Regions from separate parts of the Mus musculus genome. Here region 1 is linked to region 2. A link is a loop called in an ENCODE intact Hi-C map of the cell type or tissue named here. Cell type or tissue: left cerebral cortex. All regions are shown on one strand. Links, peaks and the distances in the headings refer to the core of each region. The heading gives the core; the rest is flanking DNA.

Region 1 (9,787 bases), core at 4,740-7,239, 610 kb after region 2:
AGGTGTTGTGACTTATCCAATGTTTAAACCTCTTTAGGGTAGTGACTCATGTCATCACACATTTTAAGAATTGGGAGGAGTGTAATTATACCAAGAGAGTGTGGAGACAAGGCTAAGAGGCATGCAGGAAGTCATAGCAGCAAAGGGGCAGCTAAAGGACAGAGGCGACACAAGTGTTGGTCTTGGGTTGTGGGGAGATGCTGGAGCACTGTGTAGTGTTCTTACTATTCAAGTGTAAGTGACAAATGCCAGCATTTTGATCTCTTTGATGATATGATAGATGGGCATTTGAGGTCTTAACAACTTGCTTAAGTTTCCGTCCTGTTAGGTACTGCTAGCATTAAACTCTTCATTTAAAGTGGAGACTTTGTTATAATAAATAACAGGGAGGAAGAGATTATAGATTTTGCCATTTAAAGTCTGACCCAGTGGTGTAAGGCCATACTACCATGAATACTTCTGATCAAGCAAGATATGACCTACAGGAAAATCTGATTAATTATAAATCAGATGACTTCATAGTTTAAGCTGTCTCATCTCTAGTGTCTGTAGAATATGCATTCAGGGAAAGGGTGCTTTTCTAAGACTGCATTAAAAACTATCCTCTTGGCTCTATGCTTTCAAAGGCAAAGATAGACATTAAATGTGGTGTGGGCCACAGTAGATGGTAGACATCTTAGCTGCAGCCACTCTCTCCCCCACTTAGTCACAACATGCTGACTGGAAAGTAAAACACTCTTTGGCAGAAGAACAGCAAAACTTTGGAACTGCCATTCCTGTCCTTACAATCCTGGGGAAATGGTCACTTCACAGAAAGAAGCTGAAGTTATCTCAGAGAAAGGAAAGGGCAAGAGGTAAGGTTACATCTTTTAAGGAAAACTGGGGCCTTCTCCAGGGGAATTGGCACTTAGTTCCAAGAAGCAGAAAGCAATACTGAGTAATAAATTGTTCCTGGTGGCATGAGTCCCTCTTACAATTGATTCCACCACCTAAAGCAGCATCCTACTGTTTGAAAAATGCTTTTTAATGACATTGTCTACTCTGAGAATTAAAAACAACAATAAAAAAATATGTTTTATCTGTAGTATGGCTGAAGACATCAAGCTTAAATTCCAGATTTGTGCCTGCAATAGTCAGCAGGCAACTCTGGCACAAGAGACAGTTTAGTTGGATACGGTAACAGAGATATAGAGTAATGTATATCTATGTCCTTAGTATTAGAAGGAAAGACATTTAAGGCTTAGTGTGGTGACCGATTCTTAGTCAATATGCACAAACCAGTCACATCAAAGAGTCAAAAATGATCCAGTTCTACCTCATATTATACTAATACATGCAGATCTAGAGAGTTGGATCTACAGTTAAGAGAACTTACGTCTCTTGCAGAAAACCTTGATTCAGTCCCAGCACCCACTTGGTGTTTCACAAATAACCATACTCCAGTCCAGGCCATGCAATGATCTCTTCTGAACTTCATATACATTTACTCATGCAAGCACACACAGACATGCCCATAATAAGGTGTAAACATGTTAAAGAATATTTTACATGTATAAGTTTTCTATTCAAATCCATTGAAATGGAAATAGTTCAGAAATATTTACTGAAGCCACTAACAATTCTGATCACTCAATGACCCAATATCTGAAAATTTAACAAATTTATCTGAACTTGTTGGTGATAGTGTAACCTGTGCTGCTGTATGATAAACTCTAGACTCTGTCCCGACCCAGTCACATGACTATCCAGAATATTGTAATATTAGAGTACTAGCAAGCCCTCAGTGAGTTACAATAATAAACATTTATTTTGGCCACAAGTCAACTGTGCACCTGGGTAGCCCTTCTGCTCTAGCACAGATTTAACTGAGCTTGGCTGGATCTCTATGTGGATCTGCATCAGCTGGAAGTTGAGGAGGTTGGCTGGTCTTCTTGGTCCCTGCACTTGGTTGGCATATTGCCTTGTCATTTCATGTCGCCTTTCAATCCAGAAAGTGATGGGGACTTCTCTTGAAGCAGGTCAGGAATGAGAGAATGACCTCTTGAGGGTCCCAAAGGGGTAGTAGTCTCCAGCTTCCATAATGCGTGCTAAAATTTTACATTGCATAGAATATGCTTATAAGGAAGGATGATAAATACACACCATTTGGACAATCAGTTATAATAGCTGCCTCTTAGCGTCACAAAATTAACTCTGTGATTAACCCAAAAGAATTTAGTTAATGCCAAAATGGTATCCTCAAAGAAAAAAATATTACTTTCCACAATGCTGCTAAAAGCTGGATAAGGTAACTTAATGGTAATATCATTTCTTTAGTTTTGACAGTTCACCACTGCTATTGAAAGAGAAGTTGGGTAGAAGGGGATATGGTATGTCTGTTCTGTTCAGGTAACTTTTCTATAAAGCTGAAATTATTTCTAAGGTATTCATCTATATTTTGGGACACATGATTAAAAATATAACTTGGGGTATCAACCAGTTTGGTGGCAGAACCCTTGACTCCACTTAATGGAGACGCTCCCATGAGCTGGGAAAACTGAGCAGCATGAAGAATCCCAATGAGCAAGGAAAATAGCTTGGCCAGAGCCTTGTCTCTGCAGGCTTCCAGGGTCCCAGCTCACATGGAGCCTCAGGTAGCAGTAGGGAGATGCCAAGAGAAGCAGGACAAGGGGTCTGCCAGTATCCTTTCCTAATGTGATGGATGACCCAGCTGGCTATGATGCTTACAGCAAATGCCATAGTACCACCAGGCAGCAAGGCTGGGAATTCGTTTTACTTATTTAATGGAGTAAAATCTAGATTTCATCACCTCCTTCTAATTTCTTAAGATCGATAGCATGTGATCTTTTTCAGTGTGTGGTACCTTTGAATCCAATGTTGAACCAAATGAGAAAGATAAACACAGAGCTACAGTATGAGGCAGCCAGCTTGTATAGTAGATACGGACTTCGTCCCTGTTCAGTCCCCTTCCTTCAAGAAACTCAAAACCCCTTCTAATGTGATAATCAAGGAATCTCCCTCCACCTTCCCTACTACGTGTCCCATGGAGTAAACTAGGACACAAACCCCAAATCTAGCTGCTGTGAGTGTCCATCCCTGGTTACTGAAATTGGCCAAGGGATCTTGATTGCCCTTCATACTGAGCTAATCATACTTTCTCCGTTATGTTTCATGTAAGAGCACTTGGAAAAGAAGGGTTTTCCTTTTAAATTATAGCACTTACTGTAAAGTTATTCGATACTAAAGACCATCCATGAGAAGAAACAAAATACAGAGAAAAATATCCTCATCATAAAGCAATTTACACCCCAGATGAAGGCAAATGGGGCCAGAGACATTGCTGGGACTTTGGTGGCTTTCTCCTACTTGTAATCCAAACAACCTAACATCAACCTAACATAATAAAGAAATCAATACATAAACGTAGGGTATTGGAATGAACATATATGAGGATGTGGATTGTGCTGAGAACTGATAGAGTGCTAAGTAGTTGTACTGTGTTTTCTTAAGTGGGAGGTCAGTGGTGTTTATTTTTATTTTATTTTATTTCGTAGCAGAATGGCTGGGTAAATTTTTGTTTGTGTTCTAGAACTCAACTTTGTGTCTGGAGAACCCAGGTGACAAAGCCCAACTGAGTTGACCATGTTTTCCAGTCTTCATTAACTCTCTCAGAAGCTCTACTTCAACCTGTCTCTCTGAGACCAGGAAGGCCAGGGCACATGCTACCAAATGAAAGGTATTAATTCTTCTTCTAGGAAACGTTATGCCACCACAAGCATCACCCTTCAGCTTGAAGATGGATAATACAAGGATGTGGTGGCAATACTGATTTCCTAGGTCCTTGTCACAGCCTTCTCACCATCTATTTCCCGACCTGTGAAAGCAAATTTTTTCCTGGTTTGAAGAGACATGGATAAGGATGTACCTCTACCTCAGCATCCCAGCTCAATGCCCCCAAAACAGGAGACAAGAGGAAGAAACTCCCAAACCAAGTTGGATTCCAAGACCACACTCTCCTGCAACTCTCTGGTCTGCATACAAGACCAGCTCACCACATTTCCAGAATCAAATAGGTCACTCCCTAAGATTTAAAGAAGTCTCTCAAGTTCTGCAGTCATACCCAACTGAGCCATAATCCTGGGGGCCTGAAACAAAAGGAAAGGAAGCCCAGTATCTCTCTCAGTGGCTGTTCATAACCTCTGGCAAGCTTGGGAAAAGGACCACATCCTGGCCACTGTCTCCCCCATCATCCTCCTGCCAAGCCCCAAGCTGCAGCATTCTCAGCAGCCATTAGGTATTGCATTTTGGCTTCATTTGCTTACATATCTAATCCACAATTGACCTCAAAAAAAAAATCAATAAAGGAAGAGGGTCAGCAATTAAATTGAACTCCCAACCCTCAAACCAAGAAGTTGACATTTTATTTTAAAGCCTTTAAGAAGCCATGAGAGGCTTGTCACCAGTTCCCAGCAGATTTGAGACCAAAAACACGCACATGATGTTTTGTAAAGGTAACTGGCAGCATGGTCCATCAGCCGCTTAAGACTGGAGATGAATCTAAAGATGCATAAGCAATGGCGAAAGTAAGGAAGGCTTGCGCGCATAGAGTCACCGTGAGGCTGGAGAAGCATGGGAGGATGGGAGAGCTTATGCAGAATGTGGAGGGGGTAGCCAGATAGATGCTCAGCAGAAGCTACAAGCCCTGCAAGAGACAAACATCAAGCTTTATGGGCTGTGCACGAATGCAGTCTCTTGTTTTCTTTTTGTTGGAGGGAAGCGAGAAGCAAACAGCTGGGATTTCTGCCTGAAACAGAAGGAAAGATTCAAGAATCCCTGTTTATTTTTCACTTAAAGAGGATTTGTCCTGAAAATTGTCAAGCTGTATGGATGCTCTTAAGGGATTTTAGCTAGAAAAAAAAAATACACACATCTCAAAGTGCTTTGGTTAGTGGCCACATAGAAATCTAAATCACAGTGGACACTGAGGGCCCTCTAGGTTTTCAGTTAGAAAAACAAAAAAAAAGGAAAATTGCTTCCTTTCTGAGTTCTCCATTACCAGCATGAGAATATAGTGTAAAGGAATTCTGAAGATCGCACAGACTATAGGAACACACAGACTAGAAACACTTGCACAAAACCACATTTTGTATTCATGAAGGCTAGAGGAGATGCCCAAGGGAATTTGCCATTCATCACAGCAACATCCCTCCCTTCCCCCACTGAGATCCTAGTGCATACTCATTCCTCTAAGTACAGGATGTTTCTTCCTTACTCACTATTTACTCACTAAATAGTGTCAAGTAAATGTCCTTTATATCTTAGATTGACATTATACATTAGATTGAGTTTAACAGTTGTAATCCATCTATCAGGACAATATATATGACTGGAATGAATGAAGTATTTTAGGTTGTGTGCTTCCCTTAGTTCCTGGAATATAAAGCAGTACTCACAAGCAGTAGCTATGCACAATCTCGTATATTACTGGAAACTGCTGGGTTTGACTGCTAGAACGCTGCAATGAGATTATCTTTCTTACCGGCAAGCTGCTTGGCTTCCTTGATCTTGTGTAGATCTTGTGCATGCAGGCACAGAAACCGTAAGTTCATGTGTGCACCAAAACACACATGCTTTTCAACCGATGTTTCCTGCAGATATCTGATACCTCTGGATCTTTTGATCTTTATCTCCTCTTCCATAAAGATCCCTGAACTCTCAGCCTAGAAAGGAAAGGATTCATGAAATCCCACTCACTAGCGGACTAGCTATTGCCAATCAATGGCTTCTGGAAAGAATCTAGTAGAATGTCTTCTGTGATCGAGTGGCTTAAAGGCTACCCATGCTCCAGCAGATGGCCCTATACCCATGCACATACAGAAAGCACTAAGTAGGCTTAGTGAGGGTTTTGCTGTGTTGTTTAGTTTGTGTTTTGTTTTCTTTTGTTTTGTTTTGTTTTTAGAGAATGTGAAGTTAATTGAAGTAAGCAGTAAGGAGATTGAAGAAGAACTAGAGGAGAAAGAATGGATGTAAATTTGATCAAAAACATGTTGTATGCATGTATAGGTGAAACAAATGAAGAGAGGAGATGGAAAAAACTAATGGTTAAGAGTGATTCCAGAGTTGAGATCCCAGTGCTCAAGTCAAGGGGCTCACAACTGCCTATGACTCCTGATCCTGGGGATCTCATGCCCTCCTTTATCCTGAACAGGGGCCCATGCACACATAGAAAACACAGACAGACACACATACACATAAATAAAAATAAACAAAAGCTTAAAAAATAAACTTTTTTTTTTTGGTAATCAAAGCATCCAACACGCCCTGGCTAGGTCCAACATTACTATTGATTGTGCTTATAGTTCTAACTCCTTGTAAAGAGTAAAACTTGTTTTCTCATCATCAGTGGGAAGTTGTGAGGCTCTTGTCCAGAACTGGACTGAAGCTCTTCCCCAGCTTGGCCAATTGCACTTAAACTCAGGGTATCCACCCCAGAAAGAATGCAGTTGTTTCCAAGCAGAATGAGTCGGGGATTCTAAGCAGAAAAGTTTTCATGTCTTTAAGAGGAGCAGCAAGGAGTTCCATTTTTATCACAAAATAGTGCTTGAAGCAGACCAAAACTAGAGTCTGTCCCATCTCGTTTCCTCTTCTCCATTCCCTGTAACAGTGAGAGGCAGGGAGGAACTGACAAGACAAAAAAAAAAAAATCACTTGAAATCTGGCAAAAGGCCACTTGGCTTTGTAGATTCACCAAGTAATCTTGGCCAACAGAAAATGGTCCTTAAATAACAGTATGGAACAGTCAACCCCTCTGGGATGCTCATTAAATGTTCATTAGCTGTCTGTAGAGAGTCCTAAACCCCATTGACTCATGCTGTCCTATTTGTTGCCTCTAGCTCTGTTGACTACCTCCCACCACCATCTTCTTTGGAGTCTATCTATAAATGCAGGCCACTGTTTTTGAGACTTCATATCTCCAACACTAACCATGTAATGATGAGGGTTTTTTTATTAAGTAGTTTATTGATGAAAGATATTTTCAGATAAGCCCAGAGTTACAAATGTGTAACTAACCCAGGAAATTTTTGATATAGTTGTTGAAGATGACCCAGTTTCCTGTTGTCAATGTTTTTCAGCATTTTTCTTTAATTAATCATTATATCTGCCTTGGGAAACATAAAGGATATAGCATTCATTCCATTTGGTGCAGTTTTCCCATAGGCATTCTGTAGAACGAGCTACCCCACTATATACTTTGGAAACATAAAGCTAAGGACACATAGTCCCTGTTCTTAGTTTCTATTCAAGGAAAAGGAGCAAAGCAAAAGTACATGCAACTGTAATACAAAGTAGGCAGTGAAAAGATTCTGGTTGTAGGCTAAATGGAAAATACTGAATGGATGCAACTAGGCGAACATAACTGAAAGTATATTTTAGAAAGACCATCAAACTGGCAGATGGAGAAAAGGGATCAAAAACCACAAAACCATTAGGAGAAATGCATTGCTAAAGATTCCACAAGAAACAAACACAAGAGCCAATGCAAGATGCCAATTAATAACAGACAAACATCAGATAGATAGATAGATAGATAGATAGATAGATAGATAGATAGATAGATATGATAGATAGAGATGATAGATAATTGAATAGGTAGAAAATTAGTTAGAAAGATGATTGGATAGATGATATAGATATAGAAATAGATAATAGATAGATAGATAGATAGATAGATAGATAGATAGATAGATGATAGATAATAGATGATAAGTAGCCATTATAATTATAAAGAACTGACTTGTGCCATCATTGAGGGTGATTCCCATGATTTGTGTGCAAACTGAAGAAACTATGATCCACATTTAGGAAAAGATCAGTATGTACACTCATTGTTAATGCAAAGAGAGAGAATTCCCATATGCCTTTTCATTCTATGAAAATCTCTATTTAGGTGAGATGATAACCACCTGATTCAGGTGAGATCAGATGATTTCCCTAAAATCCCTAAATCAGATGATTTAGTCTAGAGATTCAAATGCTAACTTCTTTTTGAAGTACTATCACATACACACTCAGTAATGTTAACCAGCCTAAAACCCAGTTAAGTTGACAAATAAGATTAACCATCCTGGAGACTGCTGGAATAATCTAGAAAACACAGCAGAGAGGCCTGGGTGAGGAGGTTCATATGGGGGGAGGGGGGCAGAAAATCAGTGAAGAGATTTGTATTGTGGAAAACTAATTAGCTGATGAGGGATAGCAAAGAAATATGAACAATATTCCTCTCTCTGATTGGTGGGGAGCACTGCTATTCACTGTCGGAGGGCGTAGCAGAAGTGAAAGGCATTAGGTCAGCTTGAACAGCAGAGCATGGAAGGTGGTTGGGAACCAAAGAAAACACTATAAAAGAACAAAGGAGACTCTGACAGAGAGCAGCAGCATGGCAGGCAAGGCTCATTCCTGTCTTCCAGGGCCTGGACATTCTTCAGGCAGTCCCATATTTTTCAATTCTGGGGCTCCTGACATCTGTGTCTTCAGCTATGGTCTAAGAGTAGAGTTACACCAACACGCTCCCTGATTTTGACTTTTCAACTTAGACTGTAGCAAAGGTTTTCGATGGTCAGTTTTGACATGTCTCAGCCTTCAAATCAGTGCAAGCCCATTGACCTAATAAATCCTTTAAATCAGTCAGTCCCTCACCCCATGCACACTCTGAGGCTTCACAATGGTTGTCAGCTTGGCTGGATGTAGAAGAAAACAAGAGACAAGCCACTTAGCACACCTGGAAGGCACTTTTTAAATTTTTTTATTTATTATTTTCTTTATATACATTTCAAATGCTATCCCGAAAGTTCCCTATACCCTCCCCCTGCCCTGCTCCCCTACCCACCCACTCCCACTTCTTGGCCCTGGTCTTCCCCTGTACTGGGGCATATAGAGTTTGCAAGACCAATGGGGCCTCTCTTACCAATGATGGCCAACTAGGCCACCTTCTTTTTTCATCGAGTTAAGTGACATGCCCTGAAGGAGGCCACCATCCAGTGGCAGCCCAGGTAAAAGGAGATTTTTTGACTGCTTGCCTTCATGTCTTCCTGGAACATTCATCTACCCTGACTCTGCCTGCTTCTGCTGCTGCTGATATGAGAACCCACCTTCTTCAAGATCTTAATGTGGAGTGAAAACAAGTGACCATTCAGGAATCCTCCAGGCATTCAGTACCAAACTGGGACTTCTGAGGCAACCAGCCTTACAGACAGAACAGCCTCAAGGTCAGTTCATCCAGTATAAAGATAGCCACTGTAGAACTATCCAGACTGTGTCATCAATTAAATTACTATTTAATATAAAATTTCTAAAATAAAATAGACTAAGTCTATCAGTCTAATGCTCTCTCTCTCTCTCACACACACACACACACACACACACACACACACACACATACACACACACACACACACACACACACACGCACACACACACACACACACACACACGCAGAGTATTTATTCAGTGAGTAATAAATAGACAGGCTTTCAGGCAATAGAAATAATTGAAGTAATTCTCTTGGAAAAATTAACCTGAACCATGAAGAGTCCTGGACAATAAATGGTTAACAGTGTGGTGTCTAAACAGTGTCTGGGATGTGGCAAAGACTCAAGTCTCTAGACCATATGAAGGAACTTAAGAAATGGATGCTCGCAGCCATCCATTGGACGGAGCACAGGGTCTGCAATGAAGGAGCTAGAGAAAGTACCCAAGGAGCTGAAGGGGTTTGCAGCCCCATAGGAGG
Region 2 (9,787 bases), core at 4,841-7,340:
TTCCACACATCATGATCACCATAATCCAGTGATTATATCTTGATTATATCTTAAGGGTTTGGACAAATTTATAGTAGCATATTTCCATGGAATCATGCCATAGAGATGAACTGGGATGACTTAAACATTCGGTGTGCTTTGATTTTGTCCTCAGTCTCTGCCATCCCTGGTTGGCATCCTTACCATATCCACACTTCTGCATCATGCCTCAGAGTGAACACCATGACATAGTTTTCCAGACTGACCCCACTCACTTAGTGAAGTGGATTTAACATTCCTCCACTTCTTTTCATACCTCGGTCCCCAAGTCTCTACTTTTACTGCTAAAGACATCTCACCAAGATCACCACCGCATTCTACAGTGGCACGGCGGAACTTTGGATCCTATGCCTCACAAGGAACCTAACTGTAACTTAGAACCCATTGATCCAGCTTTTCTCACCCCTCCCTCCTCCTTTACTGTTTCCTTGGCTCTGGTAACCACCATTCTACCCTCATGAGATAAACATTGTCAGGATCCACGTAGGAATGATGTATGTATGTCATTTGCTGTTGTTGTGCATTTCTTGTTTCATGTAATGATTCACAACTCTATATATAGTGTTTTAAATGACAGGATTTGATTATTTCTTATGATTGAATGAATGTTTTCCTTGTGTATTTAACAGATAGTGGACACTTAGGTCATTGGCATGTATCTATCTAAATGTATATAAATTTATACATTTATATATAATATGCATATATAAATACATATTATTTATTAGCATTTATAGTTATGTACATTTTAGTGTATAATAAATGTATATATAATTATATGTAATGATATAATTGTTTTATATATAATTATGTATTATGTTGTATATAATTATATATTATATATTATGTTTGTGTTACATATTATATATTTATAATATATATTTACATATTATATAATACAACATGCATGACAAATAAAACATATAATATAATATATCATATATCATATCATATTTCATATATCACATGTCATATATCATATCATATATCATATGCCATGTGTCATGTGTTATATAGAATATATGATATATGATATGTAATCATATATCATATATAATATATAATAATTATATGCAACATAATACATAATTATATATAAAACAATTATATCATTACATAAATTATATACATTTATTATATTATAAATAATATTTATAACATATTTATAACATGTTACTTTAATATAGTATATTAATATATTTATTATTTGCATATAATGTCATATATAATATTATATTAATATATAAAATATAGATGTATATGATTATAAATAATAGTGGTTTTGCATCAATATTTATAAGGGAAATTGGTCCGAGGTTCTCTTTCTTTGTTGGGTCTTTGTGTGATTTAGATATCAGAGTAACTGTGGCTTCATAGAACAAATTGGGTAGAGTACCTTCTAATTTTATTTTGTGGAATAGTTTGAGGATTGGTCTTAGATCTTCTTTGAAGGTCTAGTCGAACACTGCCCTAAACCCATCTGGTCCTGGACTTTTTTGGTTGAGAGACTATTAATGACTGTTTCTATTTCTTTAGGGAATATGGGGCTGTTCAGATCATTAATCTGGTCCTGATTTAACTTTGGTACCTGGTATCTGTCTAGGAAATTGTCCATTTCATCCAGATTTTCCAGTTTTGTTAGTATAAGCTTTTGTAGTAGGATCTGATGATTTTTTTTAAAATTTCCTCGGCTTCTGTTGATATGTCTCCCTTTTCATTTCTGATTTTATTAGTTTGGATACTGTCTCTGTGCCCTCTAGTTAGTTTGGCTAAGGGCTTATATATTTTGTTGATTTTCTCAAAGAACCAGCTCCTGGTTTGGTTGATTCTTTGTAGAGTTATTTTTGTTTCCACTTGGTTGATTTCAGCCTTGACTTTGAGTATTTCCTGCCATCTACTCCTCTTGGGTGAATTTGCTTCTTTTTGTTCTAGGGCTTTCAGATGTGCTGTCAAGCTGCTAGTGTATGCTCTCTCCAGTTTCTTTTGGAGGCACTCAGAGCTATGATTTTTTCTCTTAGGACTGCTTTCACTGTGTCCAATAAGTTTGGATATGTTGTGTCTTTATTTTCATTAAACTCTAAAAAGTCTTTCATTTCTTTCTTTATTTCTTCCTTGACTAAGGTATCATTGAGTAGAGTGTTGTTCAGCTTCCACGTGTATGTGGGTTTTCTATTGTTTATTTTGTTATTGAAGATCAGCCTTAGTTCATGATGATCTGATAGGATGCATGGGATTTTTTCGATCTTCTTGTACCTGTTGAGGCCTGTTTGGTGACTGATTATATGGTCAGTTTTGGAGATGATACCATGAGGTGCTGAGAAGAAGGTATATTCTTTTGTTTTAGGATAAAATATTCTATAGATATCTGTTAAACCCATTTGTTTCATAACTTCTGTTAGTTTCACTGTGTCTCTATTTAGTTTCTGTTTCCATGATCTGTCCATTGCTGAGAGTGGGGTGTTCAAGTCTCCCACTATTATTGTGTGGGGTGCAATGTGTGCTTTGAGCATTACTAAAGTTTCTTTTTATAAATGTGGGTGCCTTTGCATTTGGAGCACAGATACTCAGAATAGAGTTCTTCTTGGTAGATTTTTCCTTTGATGAGTGTAAAGTGTCCTTCCTTATCTTTTTTGAAAACTTTAGGTTAGAAGTTGATTTTATTCAACATTAGAATGGCTACTCCAGCTTGTTTCTTGGGCCCATTTGTTTGGAGAATTGTTTTCCAGCCTTTTACTCGAGTGTCTGTCTTTGAAACTGACGTGGGTTTCCTGTATACAGCAAAATGTTGGGTCCTGATTATGTATCCAGTCTGTTAGTCTATGTCTTTTTATTTGGGAATTGAGTCCATTGATATTAAGAGATATTAACGAAAAAGATTTTTGCTTCCTGTTGTTTTTGTTGTTAGAGGTGGAAATTTTTTTTTGTTTGTTTGTTAAAAGAAGACCATTTTCTTGCTTTTTCTAGGGTGTAGTTTCCCTCCTTGTGTTGGAGTTTTCTATTTATTATCCTTTGAAGGGCTGGATTTGTGGAGAAATATTGTGTAGATTTGTTTTTGTCATGGAATATCTTGGTTTCTCCATGTATGGTTATTGAGAGTTTTGCTGGGTATAGTAGCCTGGGCTGGCATTTGTGTTCTCTTAGGGTCTGTGTGACATCTGCCCAGGATCTTCTGGATTTCATAGTTTCTGGTGAGAAGTCTGATATGATTCTTATAAGTCTGCCTTTATATCTTACTTGACTTTTTCCCTTTACTGCTTTTAATATTCTTTCTTTGTTTTGTGCATTTAGTGTTTTGATTATTATGTTACAGGAGAAATGTCTTTTCTGATCCAATCTCTTTGGTGTTTGTAGGCTTCTTGTATGTTCATGGGCATCTCTTTCTTTAGGTTAGGGAAGTTTTCTTCTATACTTTCCTAGGTTTTATATCTCTAGAGTTGTCTCCCTTTGTGATTTCTTTATTGTTTCTACTTCCGTTTTTAGATCCTGGATAGATTTGTTCAATTCTTTCATTTGTTTGGTCGTGTTTTCCTGCATTTCTTTAAGTGATTTTTGTGTTTCCTCTGTAAAGGCTTCTACCTGTTTACCTGTGTTCTCTTGTAACTCTTTAAAGGACTTTTGTGTTTTCTCTTAAAGACTTCTACCTGTTTACCTGTATTCTTCTGTAATTCTTTAAGGGATTTATTTATGTCCTTCTTAAAATCCTCTATCCGCAACATGAAAAATTCTTAGGCAAATGGTTGGAACTAGAAAATATCATCCTGAGTGAGGTAACCCAATCACAAAAGAACACAGGTGGTATGCACTCAGTGATAAGTGGATATTAGGCCACAAGCTTGGTATACCCAAGATACAATTCACAAACCACATGAAACTCAAGAAGAAGAAAGAGCAAAGTATGGATACTTCAATCCTTCTTAGAAGGGGAAGCAAAATAACTATGGAAGGAGTTACAGAGACAAAGTGTGGAGCAGAGACTGAAAGAATGACCATCCAGAGACTGTCCCACCTGGGGATCCATCCCATAGACAACCACCAAACCCAGACACATTTGTGAATGCCAACAGGTGTTTGCTGTCAGAAGCCTGTTATAACTGTATCCTGAGAGGCTCCACCAATGCCTGACAAATACAGAGGTGGATGCTTACAGCCTACCTTTGGATTGAGCACAGGGTCCACAATGAAGGAGCTAGAGAAACGACCCACAGAGCTAAAGGGGTTTGCAGTCCCATAGGAAGAACAACAATACGAACTAACCAGTACCCACCCCCACCCCCCACCCCGAGCTCTCAGGGACTAAATCACCAACCAAAGAGTACACATGCAAGGACTCCAGCTGCATATGTAGCAGAGTATAGCGTAGTTGATCATCAATGGGAGGAGAGGCCCTTGGTCCTGTGAACGCTGTATGCCCCAGTGTAGGGGGGTGCCAGGGCCAGGAAGCAGGAGTGGGTGGGTTAGTGAGCAGGGGGAGAGGGAGGGGATAGGGGGTTTTTGGAGGGAATACCAGGAAAGGGGATAATATTTGAGATGTAAATAAAGAACATATCTAATAAAAATTATAAATAATTAACACATATTTATATATTATACAATCTTTTATATATTATTTCATATATATGAAATTCATATATTATAAATATATAATATATATTATCATGTACAACTATATATATATAATGCTACAATAGACATGGAAATATATATATTCAAATTTTCTTTGAGTTTTCTTAAAAAGCTTTTTAAACATTTTGCTAATTCTTTCTTCTATTTGATCTATTCTGGTTTTGATGACATCATTAGATTTCTTTTTTTGTTTTTTGTTTTTTCAGCTTAATGTTTATGTTTAAATTTTAAAAGTTCATCTGATATCTCTGTTGTTTCTCTGGTGGTTAAATATTTTATATCTGTCTCCTCAAAACTTATGATATTCTCTTTACCAGCTATACAATTGATAGAGGATTGGTGTCTTGCTCACTTGTTCTTCCCTCACCAGAGATGAGGATTGCAGTAGATGGAATCTGACACAGAGACTCACAACTGAACAATGTTCAGAGAGTGAAAGAATTTGGAGCACTCAGTCCTAAATGGGATGCTGGCTTTCTCAAACCTCTTTCCTCAAGGCCCATGATCGTGTGCAGAGAAACAGGCAGAAAGATTATAAGAGCAAGAGGTGCTGATGACTTCAAAAAGCAGCATCTTCCAGACAGGATAGGAATGAAACACTCACGAATCCACAGAGACTGACAGCATGCAAGAGACCTGCAAAGGTTTAAGCTAGACAAGATACCATCCCTGAGGAAGGGAAGTGGATACTCTTAATCAAGAAGCTATTTGTAATTGAATCCTACTGCGAAAAGGAAGGTCAGTTTCTCCAGGGGAATGTCATGGGGTACATCAAGTATACCAAAGTATTCGAATACAGATTCTCTCTCTCTCTCTCTCTCTCTCTCTCTCTCTCTCTCTCTCTCTCTCTCTCTCTGTGTGTGTGTGTGTGTATGAGAGAGAGAGAGAGAGAGAGAGTTGGAGGGCTTTTTATTTGGTTTGGTTTTGGTGTTCTTGGTCTTATTGGGTTTTGTTGTTGTTGCTTGTTTGTTTGGATTTTCATTTTCATTTTTTTTCTTTCTGTTTTTGTTGTATTGAAGAAATGGGGATGGTAAGAGAATAAATAGGAACATAATATGTTGTGGACAGGAAGATAGAAAGTGTATGGGAGGAGAGGAGGAAGGACCACGCTATGGTCAAAATATAGTGTATGAACAAAATTTTAAATTAAGAGAAAACAAAAAGAGCTGCTTACACTCTCCATCTATGAGTTTACTCATATTGGTTACTGTAAAATTAGCTCCTGGTTTGTTACGTTGAATGTCAGGTGATATTGTGTTGGACTTGATGCTTATTAGTGTAGAATATCTGGACACATCATGGACAATTTTAGCATTCTGGCTTTCTTTGTCAGTCTTTCTAGAAATTGCAAGTAGACTCAGATTTTTTTTCCTGATTTCTCTGAATCCCCAGGTCTTTTGCCATTTGAACACTAGATGGTACTCTAAATCCAGGCTCTCTCTTCAGGAGACTTAAGTGTGCTATTGCTGTTTCAACACTAGTTGCCATCCAAGCTCAGATTTGTCCGAAATTCACAGTTGATTTGCTGTTAAGCATAAAACAGGTGTATATTGGAAAGGGTAGCCTCTCTCTACAAGATGTCATTTGTCCAGTAAGCCCAAAAGCTCTCTCCTCCACTCACCTACGATTAGCTACCCACTGGGCATTTCTGTTTAGGGACAGAGAAAGAAGCAAAACCATTGGGATTTCATCATTTGACTTAATTTGATTCAATTTTCTTCTGTCAAGAAAGACCCTTACTACCTCTGTGTTGTGATGCCTGGGGGTGGAGGAGGACTGAGGTGGGCAGTGATGGTGACCACCAGTGATGTATTACTATGTCACATCTCTAGTCCATGGCCTGATGAGATTAGCATAGCACTGGGGTAAGCCGAAGGCCCACCGAACTGTGAGCTGCTCACTGCTCCATACATTCAAGGTTTAAAACCCTTAGATCAGCCACAAGTGATACTTACTGAGATTTAATAGACTATAAGAACCTCACTTCTCCTAATGTCATTGGAGCTATTCAATGCCTCTATCTACTGGCATTATTCCAGACATGGGGTCCTTATGACTGAATACTATCCTTTTCCTTTCTTATGCAGCCTGTGTCTGAGCTGTGCTTTGTTGCTAAATCTAAGTGCATTTAGGCCCCACTGCAACTGACAGTGATGAAGGCCTAACTAGGAGCCTATCCCACTGTGGTCTAGTTTCTACCCTGGTGCTGGGTAAGATCTGGAGGTTTTGATTGTGAGAACTAGCCTTGGGATAATTGTATTGCTCCAAGCTGGAGAACAGATGGTAAGGGCAGCCCTTATAGAACAAGGCAGAGACTAGACAGGTTTTTATCTGAGACACATAGCTTCAGGGATCTCTGGATTCCAGAGTGAACGATGCCATCTACTCACTCCAAGGCTGGCATTAATGCAAGAAAAGTACCAGTTAGTCTGACCAGACACATATGTCTACCTGGCTCCAGAGCATGTTTAGAGGCTTCATTTGTGACTTCTGGTTTGGGAAAGGAACTCTTGTTTCTACTCAAACTTGTGTCTCTCTATGGCAGGCCCAACACTGGTCTCCAAGGCAAAATCCTGTGCTAAGTGCCATGCATAGACTTCTCCAATGGAAAGATAGGGGAAGGGTGAATATTCCCTTGCTACTAGTTTAGCAGTTTCTGAGGGTCAAACCATAGGTACTGACAGGTTGAGAGGGATTCTGAAGCTCCTACTGACTCTGGATTACACTAGATTATATCCATGCATTTCAAGTCTGAAGTCTTCTAGGTCTTTTGCCTCTACCAAGTTCAAGGCCTCTCTCTCCAAGCTTCACTGGCTTAGTGCTGAACAAGTAGATCAGACAATGCCACTCCTTTTTAATATACCTTTTCTTACACTGGTACATTAATGCCATATATCCTGGTCCTTCATCTGGCATTCTTTTAACTCTCGGTATGGTCACTTGCGAATAGATGTTAGAATTGCTGTGTCTGTGATATCCATCCTATTACTACTATTTGGAGATTAGAAAACATGGCATGTCACGCATATTTCCCATTAGTAAATCTTTGTTGTTGTTGTTTGCACACTGCTAATGGATCTTGGAATATACATCTTTTAAAATTATATTTATTTATGTGTGTGTGTGTGTGTGTGTGTGTGTGTGTGTGGTACCATTCACATATGTGGAAATTAAAGGACAATTTGGGGTAGGATCAGCTTTCTCCTTCTACCATGTGTGTCCCCAAGAATTGAATGCTGATCATCATGTTTGTCAACATGTGACCTTACCCACTGATCCCCCATCTATTTATATATACCTTTATGAGTTTCAGTATTCTATGTGTAAGCAGAGACAAAAGGTTTTGAGTTAATGTTTTCATGTTCACTGTATGTTTAGAGTGATAACTGGACCATGAAAACAAAAGATCTCCTAGTCTAGCACATATCCACTGGGTAAAATAGAGAACACACACACACAAACATACATACACACATGCACAAACACACACACACACACACACACACACACACACACACACACACATTTTACATTAGGAACTGGCTTGGAGTCATTCACTTTAGTCATTCACTAGTTTGTAGTTTGATGTGACACTTCTTAAATAAATAGAAAGTGATACCAATGCCACTGTCAGTTTTCTTTCCATTGATGTGGGAGGCACAGACATCCTTGTGCTCACCGATAAGCATAAGCAGAACTATAATGTTAAACACATGAGATTGTCTCTTCAAAGAGAGAGATGTATAATCTGTTTTCCATTCTGAAGGCTGAGTGTGGGAATGGTAGTGATTTATAGCATGGGGACCTCTGTGTGGCAGAGACCACATCATATCCTGCCTAAGACTTTTATCATGAACTTTTTTCTTTCTATAATCAATCTATAGATCCCATTCTTATGGAAGATGTTATATGCACATTACAAGTAGTTTTAATGTAGTCATGTCTTAAGCTTCATTGCACACATGGGATTGAGTTAATTATCACCAGGAAAACTTTTTTTTAACCAAACTGTGCTGTGCTTAAATTGGCCTAAAATAAACTACTTAAGGTCATACTTTTGAAGTGTGAACCAGTACCAACTACTGAGTTGTGTTGAACTCGACTACATTCTTATCTCCCACAGATCATTACTCTGTGGCCTTGGTGATCACAGAGACCCCTCAACATTGATAGGGCTAAATCTGACTAGAAATATATTTATTTAAGAAAATGCCAGTTTCTGTATCAATGTGTCTTCCTATAAATTAATAGAGGGAAAATAAGAAACAAATGAAATTATATATGTAAAAGATTTTTTCCCTGTAGTTCAAAAGGAAAAAGCCCACAATTTCCTGTCAGTCAATCGAAATCAACATTACTACAGTGTTTAGGATACACAGGAGCTATAAAAAGTTGTCAGCAACACTGGAAAATAGGAAAGCCTACTTCAATGACATATGAATAAAGAGTTATATAAAGATAAGCTGAAATGAAAATATGCTATTTAAAAGGAGAAGAATGTGATAAGGAAGAATCAAACAGGAAACCAATTTACATTTTTAACGGTCCAAAAAAAAAAAAAAAGAAAAAAAAAGAAAAAGAAAAAAACAAAAACCAAAAACTTGTAAAGCTGTTATCATACTAAAAGAATAGGAAAAATGGAACCTGAAAATAAAACACTGTAGTCCTGGGAAGGGTGAAGTGGGAGGAGGAACAGGAACATTTGAATAGAAAGAGACAGTTAAAAGAGTCTGAGGAATCAGACTTTCCTATTACTAGAGGCAGAGTAAAGACATAGCTGCAGGCCTTTGAGAAAATGAGCCACAGTGGAAAATGAGCCAAGCCACACTTGACTCATTCAAGTCATCTTCCATTGGAGGGAGCGACAGAAATGAATTCAGTTTCATAAATGCTCACTAAGAGTATCCCCACCCTCCTTTCCTTTGTTTAATACCTAGGCCATATGACTGAGAAGTGAGACACATCTAAGAATACAAGGACAGTGAAGGTCTTAGATTTATTAAAACTCATTAATATTAATAGCAGTTAAGCTTTATTAGGTAATCATTTTCTCCCAGTGTTTGATGGGAATTATCTTAACTCACCTCTCTTCATTACAATGAATACGCTGAGACTTGAAGGTATT

What was found. Peaks named below come from ENCODE experiments on the same cell type or tissue, not always from the same donor. Only the 100,000 strongest peaks of a DNase experiment are listed, where the experiment ranks them.
Region 1: it touches region 2 in a loop (2.1-fold over the local background); 2 of 42 quality-filtered maps call a loop at or near these places.

What each region holds. Positions count from the first base shown.
Region 1 is chr14:102,789,229-102,799,015 of GRCm38, forward strand. It overlaps Gm41234 (a long non-coding RNA gene), which reads right to left and starts at 5,716. Exons shown (of 2, transcript XR_874909.1): 1 at 5,540-5,716; 2 at 1,785-2,087. In left cerebral cortex, for the core only: a CTCF peak has its summit at 5,855 (motif pointing right); DNase peaks (open chromatin) are centred at 5,852 and 6,647.
Region 2 is chr14:102,175,376-102,185,162 of GRCm38, forward strand. Gm41232 (a long non-coding RNA gene) reads left to right here. Exons shown (of 3, transcript XR_874905.1): 2 at 4,980-5,400. Among named protein-coding and RNA genes, the nearest start is that of Gm41232, 5.9 kb to the left of the region's middle. In left cerebral cortex, for the core only: a CTCF peak has its summit at 6,071 (motif pointing right); a DNase peak (open chromatin) is centred at 6,075.